2 separate regions of the Homo sapiens genome follow, and region 2 is linked to region 1. Evidence: chromatin loops called from intact Hi-C (ENCODE). Cell type or tissue: GM12878. All regions are shown on one strand.

Region 1 (8,000 bases):
AAATACAACAGATTCTTAATACTAAAACACAACATGTTGCTATCTTTTTTCCTTGGATATGTGATTGTGAATCACTAAGGGGCCTTAACAACTCTAGAAATATGAACATATAGAAAAGTAATGCATAGTTTGAAGGACAATCCAGTACCTTTGAAAACACCAACTACATAGCTTGAGGAAGATTTAAAACAAGCTTGTCCAACCCACGACCCGCAGACCACATGTGGGCTCATGAGGGCTTTGAATGCAGCCCAACACAAATTAGTAAACTTTCTTAAAACATTATGAAAATAGTTTGCATTTTTCTTTTGCTTATCAGCTATTATTAGTGTTAGTGTATTTTATGTGTAGCCCAAGACAATTCTTCTTCTTCCAATGTGGCCCAGGGAAGCCAAAAGATTGGACACCCCTGAAAAGAATGAAGGCTGTAAGAAGACTGCCATTGATGGAAGGCAGACTATCTTACTTAGTAAGAATTGAGGATGTTTGTAAGTGAGGACTGGTAAGGCTACAGGTGACATTTATTTCTTCGTGGTGACTGTACCACCAAGTCCTAATTGAAATGTGGCCATCAGACTGCCCTGCCAAGGAGAACCTGGTAAATCATTATCAGAAAATTATTTCTTTTACTTATGAATGTCTTTAGGCACAGTTGTCTTGGGAGAAAATTAACCTACTGTAAATGGTTTTCTAGAAAACCTTAGAATGTTTCTCATTTAATAAAAAACTGAAATTCAAACATGTGTCTTTGTTACATGCATCAACTACGTGCTATGTTTCTAGAAGAAGCAGTATGGTGACACCTCCTGCACTATTATTCTCTACAGTTTAGCATTTGAGCTAATATTGGACAGTTGAACCTACAGGTTAATCATTCATAAATTTAACAGATCCTTTGTAATTTAAAGTGAAAACTTTGAGTATCTCATAAAGCATACATTACTAACATAATAATTAAACACTATTTACCTCTCTTTTAAATATATAACAATAGCTATTAAATTGCCATATGCATCATAGTCACCTGGGAGAAGTATTAAAATATGGATTGCTGAGCTCCATTGCCAATGCTTCTGATTAATTCAGTAAAAGGGGGTCCCGATAATGTTTTATTTTTAGAAACTCCCAGGTTATGCTGGTGCTACTGGTTGGGGCACAACAAACACTTTGAGAAGGAACCGCTGCTTCATGGCAAACGATTGTATTGGGAGACATTAGAAATTCTGGTTTCTAGAGACATGTTGTTATAAAAATAATGGAGAATACATTGCATTGTATATAAGAAGTGTATTTTATTATCCAAAGCTCTTTAAAATGTCACTGTTGTCAGGATGTAATAACAACATTGAGCTAATGGCTCATAAATAATTACAAACAACAACTGACAAATTCATTAGCGAAGATCCTGAAATGAAATGGTGTCATCTGAAGAGCATTTATTTTGTAAAAATATTGTTTAGAAATGGATACCTGTTAACTATATGAGATTTGAATAAGACATAGGTGCTTGAGCTATGCAAAGTGTATTTTTATTTAAACAGAAACTCCTGTCTCAAAAATAAAAATTCAATATAATTTGAACCAGAATTTGGTTCAAAATGTGGCAACTATATCATTTAGTCATATTCTAAGTGAATAGACAGTAATTCAATCAAGTATAATTGCTTAGTTGAAATATAAGGATAACAAATGAGTTACAGCTTTTGCTATTTGATATTTTCTATTCACTCAGAGCCTGTGCTCCCTAGAGTAATTTGTCAACTAAAATGTGATTTAAAGAGGTTACAAAATTTTATGAAAAAAATCATCCTATGCCTTTAAAATAGGCAACAACATTTTAATTACTTTAATAAAACAGAAATGGATAATGTGTAGATTATGAGATAATGTAAAGTCTTTAATATCATGACTGACTTCTAAATGTTCAAATTGTGTGTCATAAAAGTGGATGCTTATGGGCTGGGCGCAGTGGCTCATGCCTGCAATCCCAGCACTTTGGGAGGCCAAGACGGGCAGGTCATGGGGTCAGGAGATTGAGACCATCCTGGCCAACATGGTGAAACACTGTCTCTACTAAAAATACAAAAATTAGCCGGGCGTGGTGGTGCACGCCTGTAGTCCCAGCTACTTGGGAGGCTGAGGCAAGAGAATCGCTGGAACCCAGGAGGCAAAGATTGCAGTGAGCCAAGATTGAGCCACTGCACTCCAGCCTGGCGACAGAGTGAGATTATGTCTAAAAAAAAAAAAAAAAAAAAAAAGTGGTTGCTATGAGGATTAAAATGGTACCAAATTAAAAAAACAGAAATTTGAAAACTGAAACTAAAACTGTTGTTGTGAAATGAAGTAGAAATCACCTAACCAATTTACGAAAAGAACATGAATATAAAAAGGGTGGTATGAGATATTCTGTTTTTCAAGTGAGCACTCATAAGTGTAGATTAAATAAGTTATCAAAAAATAATTAACAACGAAAAAAACATGAAACTGGCCTTATACTCAAGAGTTTTCTTTGGTAAACATTAGTTTGTGTACACACTTCATATGTAATTAGAAATAAGAATTGATAAGAAGAGACAACATGCTTGTGGAAGTTGCAAGAATAATTATTTTCCTTTAGCCTTGACATTTCATTTCCTTCCTACTCTGAAAATTGTCAAATGAAGTTCGGCACCTGCTTGCAGCCCCTTCCGTGTCTACTAGGGATGCTGAAGTAAACTTTATTATTTGAGATTCTTGTACTGCAAAATGCATAATAGATTTTCATCATGTCTAGTGTTCTCTACCTAAGAGGAGCTTAGGAAGAGTTTGCTAGTCATAGTACCAAAAGAAAGACAAATGGACTTATATGCATCTGAAAATCGACTTTTAGATTGAGATTCCCTAATTTATTCTATATCGGATTTGCACTTTGCCGTTACTATGTTAACTATCCACTCTAAGTTTTTAATCATTTATTCTATGGATGATATGATATTATATCATATCTCATATGAGATATGATATAATATGATATGAGATATGATATATGATATAATATGATATGATATATGATATGATATATGATATAATATGATATGAGATATAATATGAGATATGATATAATATGAGATATGATATGAGATATGATAGAATATGATATGAGATATGATATAATATGGATGATATGATATAATATGTGCTTTCTCATTCCACGTCCAAACTATATCATTGATTAGAGTATCCTGAAAATCTAATTGATGTTGATTTTCTAAAAATAAATTTCTGAAATACCTGTATTTAGTTAAGTATTTTATTATTGTAGCTAATCTGAAGGCCAATGTTGTTTTCCAGATATGCCAACCCAAAAAAATATTTGGAGGCATGATGTTATACATATGGGTTTAGATACACACATAGGTATAAACACATCAGTATATTTTACAAAAGTCATTTTCTTAATGTTTTAAAAAATTTAGTTTGATTTTTAACCATAAATTTTTCATGTTGATAAATATTCTTATCTAATAGTATTTTCATATTTATTTCCCATTGTATGACGTATCATGAAAAATTGACAAGTTCTTATTACTGAATATTGAGATTGTATCAAATGTTTTACTGTTGTAAATAATACTATACTAGACATCTTTACGGCCGATTTGTTCACTCTTTCTGAATATTTCTTTGGAAATATATATTCAGTACTCATTTATCTTTTCAAAATACAAACATATTGCCTAATTGTTCTCCAGTTTGTTTATCCTGGTTTACATATATATCATTTGTATTTGAGAAGCATAACTTTCTAAAAATTTACCAATATTTCATATTAAGAATGTTTAATTTTTCATAATAAGTAAATCTGTAGAAATAGATCACATTTCCAAAAACATTGCATAAAATGTATGGTGGTAACTATTGAAAATAACAATGTCATAGGTATTCTCAGGACTTCTTTAGAACCAATATAAACACCGATTAAAAGAAAAGAGCAGGGAAGAGAAATAGCTCACTAATATCCCCGTAAAATCTTTTGTTATACTTAACTAAAAAAATAAATTATATTACATTGTGTTTTCTGCTGTTTTGAAAATACTGAAATGTTGATCCTTCTCACCAAGTAGAACATTTATAGAAGAGCAATTATTTTTGTAGGGGTGGTGAGATAGAAAGTCTGTAAATTATAACCTAAGTATCAAAATAATCCAGCTGTACAGAGTGATGTTATTTCAATCTGGGGCAATACATATTGTCTAGACCACTCTCAAGATATTAAGAAACTCAATGACATTCCTATTCTTTTAATAATAACAAACATCAACAATAACCATTGTAAATACATTTAACTCGTACATCTTTACCAGACTCCTGGAAACATGAAATAAAGCCGAAGTCTTACAGAATATCGAGGGTTAAGAAGCAAAATTTCACTGCAAATAATGCGTTTTCTTTGATTCATCACTATTTAAATCTATAAACAGAAATTGTGATCTTCAGATGCTGAATGCCATTTCAATGAAGAATAAAGGAGATACTACCACCTAGTGGTAAAATATGCTGCTGAAAACAAAGTATTTTCATATTCAAATATTTTTAGAAAAGACCAGGCTGATGTGTGATTGTGTTATGGTTAAATGAAGTGTGCAATAATTATCAAAATTATGCATCTGTTAGGTTCTTAACTGCTGTGCACTTTATTCTGTTTACTTTTACAGTTTAAGCACTTTCACACGGAAATAGACATTATTGTGATGTGACTAGGGAAAAATTAATAAACTAGTGTCTTTACAGAATGATTGAATCTAATTTTCCTGGCTAAAGTAGTCGTTAATATTCTCCATTGCTTAAGACAGTTTAAAAGAGAACATTTTACTTAAAACATGCATTTATCTTACATTTATTTTAATAAATGTATATTTAGGTTTGCTCACATAATACTAAATATGGTGAAGTTCTGTAGATTTGGAAAACCGTTAGCTTAAATTAGCAACCATAGATTAGAGACATTAAATACCTTAAAGAAACTTATCTCTTGAAAATAAAATGTCCATAGATAATTAAAATGTAGAATTTTTAAATAAGAATCAATAAGAAAATATTCTTATTTGTAAAATACTATATATTCCTTGAATAGTATATTTTCAAAGAAGTAGCATGAATTCTTGTGATTCTGCACAGGTGTATTGTACAAGAAATAGCATTTTTTTTTGCTAGACATATCCATAATGTGATCCCCATAACAGGCAAGTACAAGTGAAACATTACATAAAAGTAAAATTAAATTTTAAAATACACCTGAATGCTTTTGTTGCTTGCTTGAAGTTTGGATAGATGTTCTATAGGCAGTGTTCACTCTTCTCATGTAGCATATACTTAAGACCAGCCTTCATTTTGCTCTGCGTGTTCTCTACAATTGCATAATACATTGTGCTAGGAAAAATTTAACAAAATGATGTTTCATTATGTCAAAAACTATGGAGAGTATTTTTTTTAATCACAAAATATTTTGCCACAACACCACACCTGGGAACACAGAATGCTTTCTATCTAATGCCTCATGCTATTTAATCAGAAAAAAAGGATGCTCTTATAAGAATATATTCAATGAAATATTAATTAATTTATTCACCGACTACTTATTGAGTTCCTCCCGTGGGCCATACATTATTCCAAAAGTGTCTGCAAGTAACTCCCTGAGACAGACAGGATCTTGTTTGCATTGAAGCTCCTTCTCTTTTTCCTTCTTCCTCTTCTCCTCTTTCATATCCTAAGTGGTAGATAAGCAGATAAATTTGATTGTTTGATTTCCTTGGTTTTCTCTTCTATTTTTTCCTTGTTTTGATTTTATTAAACTGCTGTTTTTATTATTCTATCTACTCAATCTACTTTGAGATTCATTTGATTTTATTTTTCTAGATTCTTAATTTGTAAACTGAGCTCAACAATGTAAGAACTTTCTTCTTTTTCTCCCAAGTGCTTAGTGCTACAATATTTCCTGAGTGCTGTGTCCTCTACTTCCCGCAAATTTTGATATGTTGAATTTTAATTTTCTTTCAATTCAAAATACATTTTAATTTCCCATTTGATTTTTTACTTGAACTCTTGAATTGTTCAGAAGCATTATTTACTATCTAAATATTTGATGATTTTCCAGATATTGTTCTGTTATTGATTTAAATGGAATTTCTTTGTAGTTGGAGAACATACTGTGTATGACTTGAATACTTTTAAATTTACTGAGATTTGTTTTAGGTAATAAAATCTGGTCTACATTTTAAACAGTGCTTTTCTACTGTACCTAAGTGAAGTGTTTCATAAATATCAATTAGGTCAAATTGATAGTATTGTTTAAATTTTCTACATATTTAGTAACCTTTTTCATAATTTTTCTATTGAGAAAGGATGTTTAAAATCTGATTATAATTTTAGATTTTGTATTTCTCTTTACATTTTTATCATTTTCCTTGATTAATTTTAAAACTCTGTTTTAGATTGATAAGTATTAATAAATGTTATGTCATTTTTAATTGACCCTGTTATTTTCAAATGACTCTCTTTTGTCTGGCAATCTTCCTTGTTCTAAAAATGGTTTTCTCTTATATCGATAGTTATCCCAGCTTGCTTTTCCTTAGTGTTATCAGGTGATATATTTTTTATTGTTTTGTTTTAACCAATTTGTTTCATACATTAAAGTGGGAGCAAGCATATGCTAAGTCTTGCTTTTTCATCCAATCTGAAAAGTTATGCCCTTTAATTGAGATGTTCAGACCATTTGCATTATTGTGATTATTGACATGGGTATTAATTTTCTATTACTATTATAACAAATCACCACAAATTTGGCGCCTTAAAGCAACCCAAATTTATTATCTTATATTCAGAAAGTCAGAAGTCATGGGAACAACATGCTGACAGGGCTGCATTCCTTCTGGATGTTCTAGGAAAATGTTTCTTTGGCTTTTCCAACTTCTAGGGACTGCATGTACTTCTTATCTCACGACTCTGTCTTCCATTTTCAAATCCATCACTTAAATATCTTAAGAAAAGCTGGTACCATTTCTACTGAAACTATTTCAAAAAATTGCAAAGGAGGAACTCCTTCCTAACTCATTTTATGAGGCCAGTATCATCATGATACCAAAACCTGGCAGAGATACAACATAAAAAGGAAACTTCAGGATAATATCCCTGATGAACATTGATGCAAAAATCTTCAATAAAATACTAAGAAACAGAATACAGTGGCTCATCAAAAAGCTTATCCACCATGATCAAGTTGGCTTCATCCCAGGGATGCAAGATTGGGTCAACACGCACAAATCAATAAATGTGATTCATCACATAAATGGAACTAAAGATAAAAACCATATAATTATCTCAATAGATGCAGAAAACGACTTCAATAAAATTCAACATCCATTCATGTTAAAGTCTCTCAATAAACTAGGTATTGAAGGAACATAGCTAAAAATAGTAAGAGCCATACATGACAAACCTGTAGCCAATAACATACTGAATGGGCAAAAGCCAGAAGCATTCCCCTTGAACACTGGCATAAGAAAAGAATGCCCTCTCTCACCACTCCTATTCAAGATAGTATTGGAAGTTCTGGCCATGGCAATCAGGCAAAAGAAAAAAATAAAGGAAAAAAGTAGGAAAAGAGGAAGTAAAGTTATCTTTGTTTGCAGATGACATATATAGAAACCCGCATCGCCTCAGCACAAAAGCTTCTTAAGCTAATAAGCAACTTCAGCAAAGTCTCAGGATATAAAATGAATGTGCAAAAATCACTAGCATTCCTATACACCAACAACAGGCAAGCAGAAAACCAAATCATGAATGAACTCCCATTCACAATTGCTAGTAAAAGAATAAGACACCTGGAAATACAGCTAGCAAGGGAAATGAAGGACCTCTTCAAGAATTATAAACCACTTCTCAAAGAAATCAGAGAGGACACAAACAAATAGAAAAATATTCCATGCTCATGGATGAAAAGAATCAGTATTGTTAAAATGGCC
Region 2 (8,000 bases), 530 kb after region 1:
ATTTTGATCTCCAGTTTATCTTTATAGCCATACAGACTGCATAGTTATTTTTCTCAAACATAATAACATTTTAAAGCCTTAAAATATTAATAGGTCTCTCATAAAGGTTAAGGTCTTTTAGAAAACCTAACACCAAAAATTTCAAGCCCCCACCCAGCACAAAGTTAGTTAGTTAGTTACTGAGGTTTTGTATCATAAACCCCAAACTATAGAAGGTGCTCTCTTGAAGTTGTTTAAATTGTCCATTTTGCCTGCAAAACTCAAAACCATAGACTTTCTTGTTCTTAGGCTGTATACTTTTGGGAAGTGATACTGGAACATTTGCCTTGCCTTATACATCACATTCTTGTTCTCTTGTTTCTTTTAACTGATGACAAACCCAGCTGCCTTTAACACATACAACCTCTGCTAACTGCCAGAAAGCAGAGGGTCTCACTCTCAGGATACTTTAAACACATTAGCGTTTGCCTTCAGTATAGATCTCTATTTTCTTCAGCTATCCCTAATGGGTTATCACTCAATTTTGGATACCATAATACCTGAGACAAAAGACATTGTGTTACCTCAGCTAAAGAATTTCTATCAAAAAGGTCTATTTTTAACAGAAGGTCTGCTTTTTTTCTAACCTTATTATTCCTTTATCGCCCTCTTACATAGATGGTATTATTAGGCAAAATTATCCATAGGTCATGGAAAAAAAGAAGGCCTGCTCTTCTTTTGCTTCATTTGTGGAAATGGCTCTTCATTTCTAAACCCAAGATTCTCAGGCTTTATGTTATAGTTACATTTATGTGGCAACTTGGTTATGCTGTGGTGTCCATTTGCTGGTCAACCATTTCGACTATTTAAAGGTAGCAAAAATGGAGGCAGCAACACTCACGGATTGGCAAAGCAAGGAAGCCATTCCTTCCCTAAGACTGAAAGGGCAAGAAAGGAATGCATGGCAGCAGCTCCAGGTGCTAGAGAACATATCAGGGCTTTCCAAAATCCTGTGCAGAAGAGGGGGTGAGCAAGAGAAGAGATACCCTGCCCTCTCTCCCCTTCTATCATCCACTTTCTGCAAGTACTTCCCCCTAGCTAAGTCTAACTGGAAGCCAGAAAGACAGCATCTACATGAACCATTCTCCTGAGGCACAGAGCAGGAAGTGAGGAGCAGGGAATGGAAAAGAATCAGCATGTGACCCTCACTGTAAATTACACCAAAAACATTTGGATGCATCTGTCAAGGTTTATGAAGAATGTCTGTACCTTTAAAGGCTGAATATTGTGTTTCACTCAACATGTCACCTCTCTGGGTCCTCTTCTTCTATGGTTAAAAAAAAAATACTGTAATAGGATTTCTAATTCTCCCTTCTTGCTACACTTAAACTCTGAGAGAAGAAGAAAAAGTAATGAATAAGAAATAAATATTATGCCCCTCACTCCCCACTCTTTGGAAAGTTTAAGTGGATGCCATCAATTTTAATTTTAAATATCCTTCCTCCATTGGACAGATTAATGGAGGAAATAGAGTAGAAACATAATGAGGTGAAGCCCAGATATCTGTGCGAATGTACCCAAATATTAACACTCAGTGAGCTACTATTTGGTATTTTTAATTAAAAAAATAAGTTAATGAAAAGTGAGCGTATACTATATAGAATTGCTGATTAGCTGAATGAGCAGAGCATCCTGGCCTTTCTGTCAAAAGGCACTTATTACTTGGTGTCCCTATTTTAGCCTAGAATGTTCTAAAGAGTGACAGTAAATCATATGTTATGCTGTGATTGCTAGCTCACTATTTTTTACAGGCATATTATTTGGGGTGATAAAAACTAATAGAACAAAGAGAAGCTGATTTCCCACTTACCTAGCAGTTACTAAGCAAAGGATGAATTCCTTTATGTGGAGATTCATCAACCCAGATTCTTTCCATTTTGTGGCTCTGTACCCTTTAGGGTCTATCTGTCATTTGCATCTAGTGAGTACAAAGAAATACAGATCTTTTGGGGTAGGAAGCATACTTTCTTCCTACAAGAGTCGATACAGAAACGGCATGCATTGCTTTCATGCACATTCCATTCTCTGCAATTTAGTCATATGTCCAAACCCAAATGCAAAGAAGACCAAGAAAGTAGGCTGGCTGTGTGCCCCAAAAGAGAAAATTGACTTTTGCTAAATAGCTCTATCACATACATAGGGATTATGAAAATAAACATGTATACATTTAATGATGTCTAAATAACTCCTGATGCTTAAAGTTAATATTATGACAACGTAAAATATTACAGGATAAGTAAGCCTTTCATTTCTATGTATCTTAATGTAAAATATTCATGTTTAATTAGTGTAGACTGAGCACAAATAATGTGTCTTTGCTTTAAATTTTAGGGAAACAAGAGGGGCAAAATATTCTACCATATGTTATTTTCCCATTTAAATTTCTCAAAGGAAAGGTAGGCTATGGTATAATGGTTACAATTATAATAAGAAATAGAAGAGAATATTAAAAAACAATACTTTAATTTCTGCCTGTCTAAATAAAATAGCTGTCTGCTAGTGCTTCTGAAAATCTATATAAAAATTTCCCTATTAATGATGAGACATCTTCAATAGTTTAATTGGAAATAATTAAATTTCCCTAAGAAAAAGGACAGATTGAAATAGCCAAGTGCTGTAACGATCAAATTGGTAACCAATTAATTATTTTTTACATGTGCCCTGCTTCTTGTTTAAGTACCATCAGTAAGTTAACACAAAATTCAGTTAAGTTTTGTTTTTTTCACTCAATCAATTTCTACACAGCTTTTCTAGGTTGGGTATTGTGCTATTTGGTGTTGATAGAGTTATTAACAAGATAATCAAAGACTTACATTCTAGCAGCATTAATGAACTTTTACTATGTGCTCATTCATTGCAAAAAATGATCATACAGAATAAGTATTATTATCTCCATTTTACAATAAGGACATTTAGACTCAGGGAGAGGTTAAGTAATGTGTCTAATGCCTTGTGGTTTGTGAGAGTGGAGTTGAACCAAACCCCAAGTATCTCATCTTATCCCTCTGCTGCATGTAACTAGAACTGAATTCCATATGAAACAAGCTCTTCCTGAAAATTTAAGTCAGTGAGACTTTCTCACTGCTTAGTTTACTTTCTCTAATTTTTAATTGATATTTCCTCTTACAATATTCAAAAATTGGGTTTCATTATATATGTAGTCTCACTTCCAGTTTCTAATAATACTGTGTTTTTCTAACATGGAAGATTTTTTTTTCTAAAGCAATTGCTGACTTTTTGATAATGAGTCAACAGTGCCATCTTCTGTCTCTGTTCTCATCAGCCACTGGAAATAAAGCCTTAAAAGACTGGGTTAATGTAGATCAGGAACAGGAAGCAAGGAATCTGGAGAGTTTACAATCTTGGCAAAATGTACTACATCTTTGAACACTTGCAAAGAGACTAATTGTTTGAAAGGCTCGCAGGGCAGAGACGTGTTAAAAACAGTGCAGTGTGATTAGTTTCCTGAAACCTTTGAGTAGCCCTTCCAACAATGGAACCGAAGAAGGAGGAAGCAGGAGGGAGGAGACAATGACAGAAACAGGTGGCAAGAGGTTGTAATGATTTGGGACGCCGTAATTGATGGAATAAAATAAGCAACTCTCCTGTTTGTTCTACCAATTGTTTACACATTTCCTCCTGTCTTCACCTTTAGAGAAACATGACTGATCTTGGTAAGCACTTTTATCAAGCAAAAAAAAAATAAAAAGGAAAAGATACAAATGAAACAAAATATTAAGCCCTGAATTTTTTCCTTCTCTGCATGTGAAGCATAGTTATCAAAACTGAGGCATGTGAGAAAACTTAGATAAACATGAAAATCTTGCAGGATTGAACATGTAGCTGAGAAAACACTATTTTTTTTTTTTTTTGCAAATCTATCCTATTTTGGAAATGTATTTTTAGTCTCATCATACTTTCCAGCCATCTTGCAAAGTAAAAAAGATGAAAATTAAAAACTCAAAGGGTTTACCAGTACTTAGGTGAGTTCATTTGAGTATCTCCATTTCACAATGCTTATCTTTCATATACCTACGCTGGGTTTAAGCTTTCTGAATAGTAGCCACTTCGAGAAATATTTATGACGTTAATCATATTGCCCAGAATACAATTGTTCTTCTGAGGAATTTGAAGAAATGGTAGGAATCCCAAACAGATTTTCGAAGTTCTCTTAGACAAGGAACTCCAAACAGCAGCAAGGCAAAAGTATGAATGAAAGGTAGTTTTAATGCCTGTCTTTATAAGTGTGGCTTTTGTGAGGCTGCTGTTTTCCATAATTATTTTGCATACTTGAAGACGAAGCATGAACGGCAGCTACGAGTGGGCACAATACAATGTGTAACTGGAAAATTTTCTGTGTACCACCAAGGGAAAACTGCCACTTTACTTTTGCTGAATTATTGGCAATCTACTTCTTTGTGCCCATCTGCTTTTTTCAGCCTTTCATTAAAATAGTATTAGATGAGTTTTCTTACTATAAATTAGTGGTCAGTGCTGGACAAAGGGGATTGGAATTGGAGTTTTCTGAAATTTAACCAAACACCTTAACAAGATGTCTCCAAAAAAGCCAAGTATCTAAGGTTTGATGGGTTACCAGGCTTGCAAAGGATCTTCCATCTGTTTCTGAGGGCTTCACATGACAGTCCCTGACTTATGTTCCCTAACAGCCCACTCTATTTCACACTAGCCAGAGGTATTATACTTTAATTGTATCATATTAAACACACTCTAGAAAACCCAGAATTCCATGTTAATTCGTCAGTCAACACAAGAAACTTAGCTTCCTAAATTGGCATATCTATATTTAAAGATCATCAATGTCAACATTTTACTATTTCTCTAAGCAGGGCAGTTATCATGTAATTTCATAAGCATGAAGTAATAAAATTGATCTGAAAATGCATATACATATTTATTCTCCCTTTTACAAAACTAGAATGCTTTCTACAATTGTTTTTTAATAAAGTCATTTTCAAAATATACACAATGCAAATCATTATGGGGATCTTCCTTCTCTATTGCCTCCCTCTGGTTGTGGATAAAAACTGGTTTCCTGGGCAAGAGCAAAGGCAGAGACCAGGCTGAATCAAAGGAGCTGCAATTGCTATGAATTCTCCAAATCTCCTTACACAGATGCTCAGAAGGATGAGATTCTGCCATTTTGTACCCGAACATTCCTCCCAGCCTGTGATGCTGAAAGATTAAAGACTCCACGAGTACACACAACATGACTGATTGATTACACTGACTTCAGTGCAACTCACTGGGAGAAGCACGAGGCTTGAGCTTTAACCAGAAGCTCTCTCAAGCACATGGCAATCTTTCTATATCCAAGGGAGGCTTTCTTTTTAATTTCATAAACTCACTTTTATTTATGGCACAGACCCCTTCTAGACCCCTCCTCAGGACTTTTTACAAAGGGTGCCCATTAGACCACTTATATCATCTCCTCTAGTTGCTGTTTATTCTATTTGCATTTGTTTTTCTCATTTAACTGTAATCACCTTATGGTAAGGGTGTTGGTGGTGGTACAAGGAGTGGCATTGACACAACTCCAGCCTTAGGTGACACCTGACTTTTACTAACTTAATTTCCCTTGTGGTCTTACTTAATTCATCTTACTCCAGTGGTCAAAAGAATGATAAAATTTCCATAATTCTGCTTGTGTCCAATCTCTCTCTCTTTCTCTTCCTCTATCTCTCCCCCTCTCTCTCCCTCTCTTTCTCTTTCTTTTTTCTCTCCCCTGGGTCCATTTATTTCTCTTTTTAAAATCAGTAATTACCAAAGTACCTCTGAAATTTACTAATTAACTTCATTTCTGATAACTAAGCTTGATAACTTTTCTTCTTTCTATAAAATAAACTTATCCTCTGATACATACAACCCAATTAAATGTTGACTTTCTCAGTTGTAGAGCTATCGATTTCCTAAGATTAAAGTAGTCTTCCTCATTGAAATTTTAGAAAAGTCCAAGGCAATAATATGAGGACAAAGAGGGAGTTGCCATTGTCTGATTAAAGTCAACGGAATAGATAAATGTGTCAAAAAGAACAAGTGGCATAACGGATCATAAGTATAGCAAATCCACAACTTATTATGAATTGTCTGATGTACATAGTTTTGAACTTTTCTTTTAAATCTTTTTTAAATTAAGTCATTTAACTATGTATTTGAAGACAATGTTTCTCCACCTTTAAACTGCCTCAAAATCTTTCTAAGGACACCCACTAGGGACTTCTCTTAATGCATATACTGAGTTTTTTAAAGATGATATCTCTACCAGCAAGCAGACTGATGGCTTGCGTGTGTTAAATACTCTATTAGGTTATGGTGCATACATGCTGCATACATGTAATCCTAACAAAAAGCCTGTGAGGTATTAAAAGGTTTCTTTATGTACAAAGAAAAGATACTCCTGAGTATTATGATCCAGGCAGCGAGGCCAAGCTCTTTTCCAGTGTCTTCCAAAGAGGATGTAGCATGGTTGAAATTCAAGATCAGGTGTGTTCGCCCTGACTACCGTGTTCCCTCACATGAATAAAAATGATCTGTAGGGAGATACTAATTCTCCTTTTCAATAACCTTTTTCTTTAAACCATTTTTCTTTTTCAATAAACATAACTAACATAAGAGTGCTCGTAATCTTTCCTCAGAAATCGAGTTTATATTTTCCATTTATCCCTGCATTAACTAAGGTTTTAAAGGTAATGAATTCAGAATTTATTTGAATAACATAGTTTCAATAGAAGCACTAACAGCAGAAGCCCAGGGGCTTACAGACAACATAACCAGGTTGAACATTTCTCCTATCTTTTCTTCCGATTTATCACAAAATATTTACATATAATTAGTTTGTTGTATGTACATTTAATTATTGTGTCATGTGTTTTTACAGGTAATTTATTTATCTATGCATTAGTTTGCTCGGGCTTCCATGACAAAATATTGCAGACTGGGTGGCTTAACCAACAGGAATTTATAATTCTAGAGGCTGGAAGTCTGAGATGAAGGTGTTGGAAGGGCTGGTTTCTGCTGAGTCCCTCTCCTTGGTTTGCGGATGACTGTGCCGTTGCTGCCTCTTCTCATGGTTTTTCCTCTGTGCACACACACTTCTGATGTCTCTGTGTGTGTCCAAATCTCTTCTTGGGAGAACACCAGTCAGTTTGGTTTAGGGCCCTCCCTAGTAATCTCATTTTAACATAATTATCTCTTTAAAGGCCCTGCCTCTAAATACTGGCACATTCTCAGGTACTGGGGGATTATGGCTTCAACATATGAATTTTCAGGGGACACAATTTAGCCCATCACAGTCTGTATAATTGAAAAGCTATAGCACAGAATATTGAATTGCTATTTGTGTAAAGAAAAAAGGTCCCACTGTAGACATGGAAACAGTTCAAACAAAGGGGGACAGGAGTAGATAGGAGTGGATTAAAAGAAGATATGTTATTTTCTCATGGCAGAGAATATGTTGACTGCCTTAGAAACATAAACAAAATATGAGAAATATTTTATTCTAATACAACAATGAGCAAAACTGTACTTAAGCCAGACGGCTGGAATTAGGGATTCAGGAAATAAGCATTGCAATTATATGTCAATCAAGTGATAAACTTAAAACCCTGCAGTGTCAGTTAAGAAGAAAGATTATTAGATTTATCAAAACACCACAGTGGAATACAGGAAATATAGCCCAAATGACAAAGAGAATATTTGCAGGAACTAAGAATAATCATTTTAAAGGAAAATAGGTTGAAATTAAGTCAAGAATGTTGAACAATGATCATAATAAAAACAACTCTGAAAGCCTGTTAGAAACCTATTGCCTCTGGCTCCTTAGAATATTTAAGAATTTGATGTCCAGAAACAGTCATGGCCCTTTCAGGAATATAATGTCGGTTTATAATGAAATTTTCAAAAATTCATAAAAGATTCACAAGTCTAAAAAGAACAATGCAGAT

The links. Hi-C counts contacts between places; a loop is a spot of excess contacts. Peaks named below come from ENCODE experiments on the same cell type or tissue, not always from the same donor. Only the 100,000 strongest peaks of a DNase experiment are listed, where the experiment ranks them.
Region 2: it touches region 1 in a loop (3-fold over the local background); 3 of 110 quality-filtered maps call a loop at or near these places.

What each region holds. Positions count from the first base shown.
Region 1 is chr21:24,509,791-24,517,790 of GRCh38, forward strand. The region is part of intron 1 of LINC01684 (long intergenic non-protein coding RNA 1684); the gene reads left to right. Among named protein-coding and RNA genes, the nearest start is that of LINC01684, 85 kb to the left of the region's middle. In GM12878, a CTCF peak has its summit at 4,527 (motif pointing left); no DNase peak of the experiment used is centred here.
Region 2 is chr21:25,036,647-25,044,646 of GRCh38, forward strand. The region is part of intron 3 of LINC01692 (long intergenic non-protein coding RNA 1692); the gene reads left to right. Among named protein-coding and RNA genes, the nearest start is that of LINC01692, 200 kb to the left of the region's middle. In GM12878, a CTCF peak has its summit at 3,303 (motif pointing left); a DNase peak (open chromatin) is centred at 3,315; H3K4me3 peaks cover 482 bases; H3K27ac peaks cover 227 bases.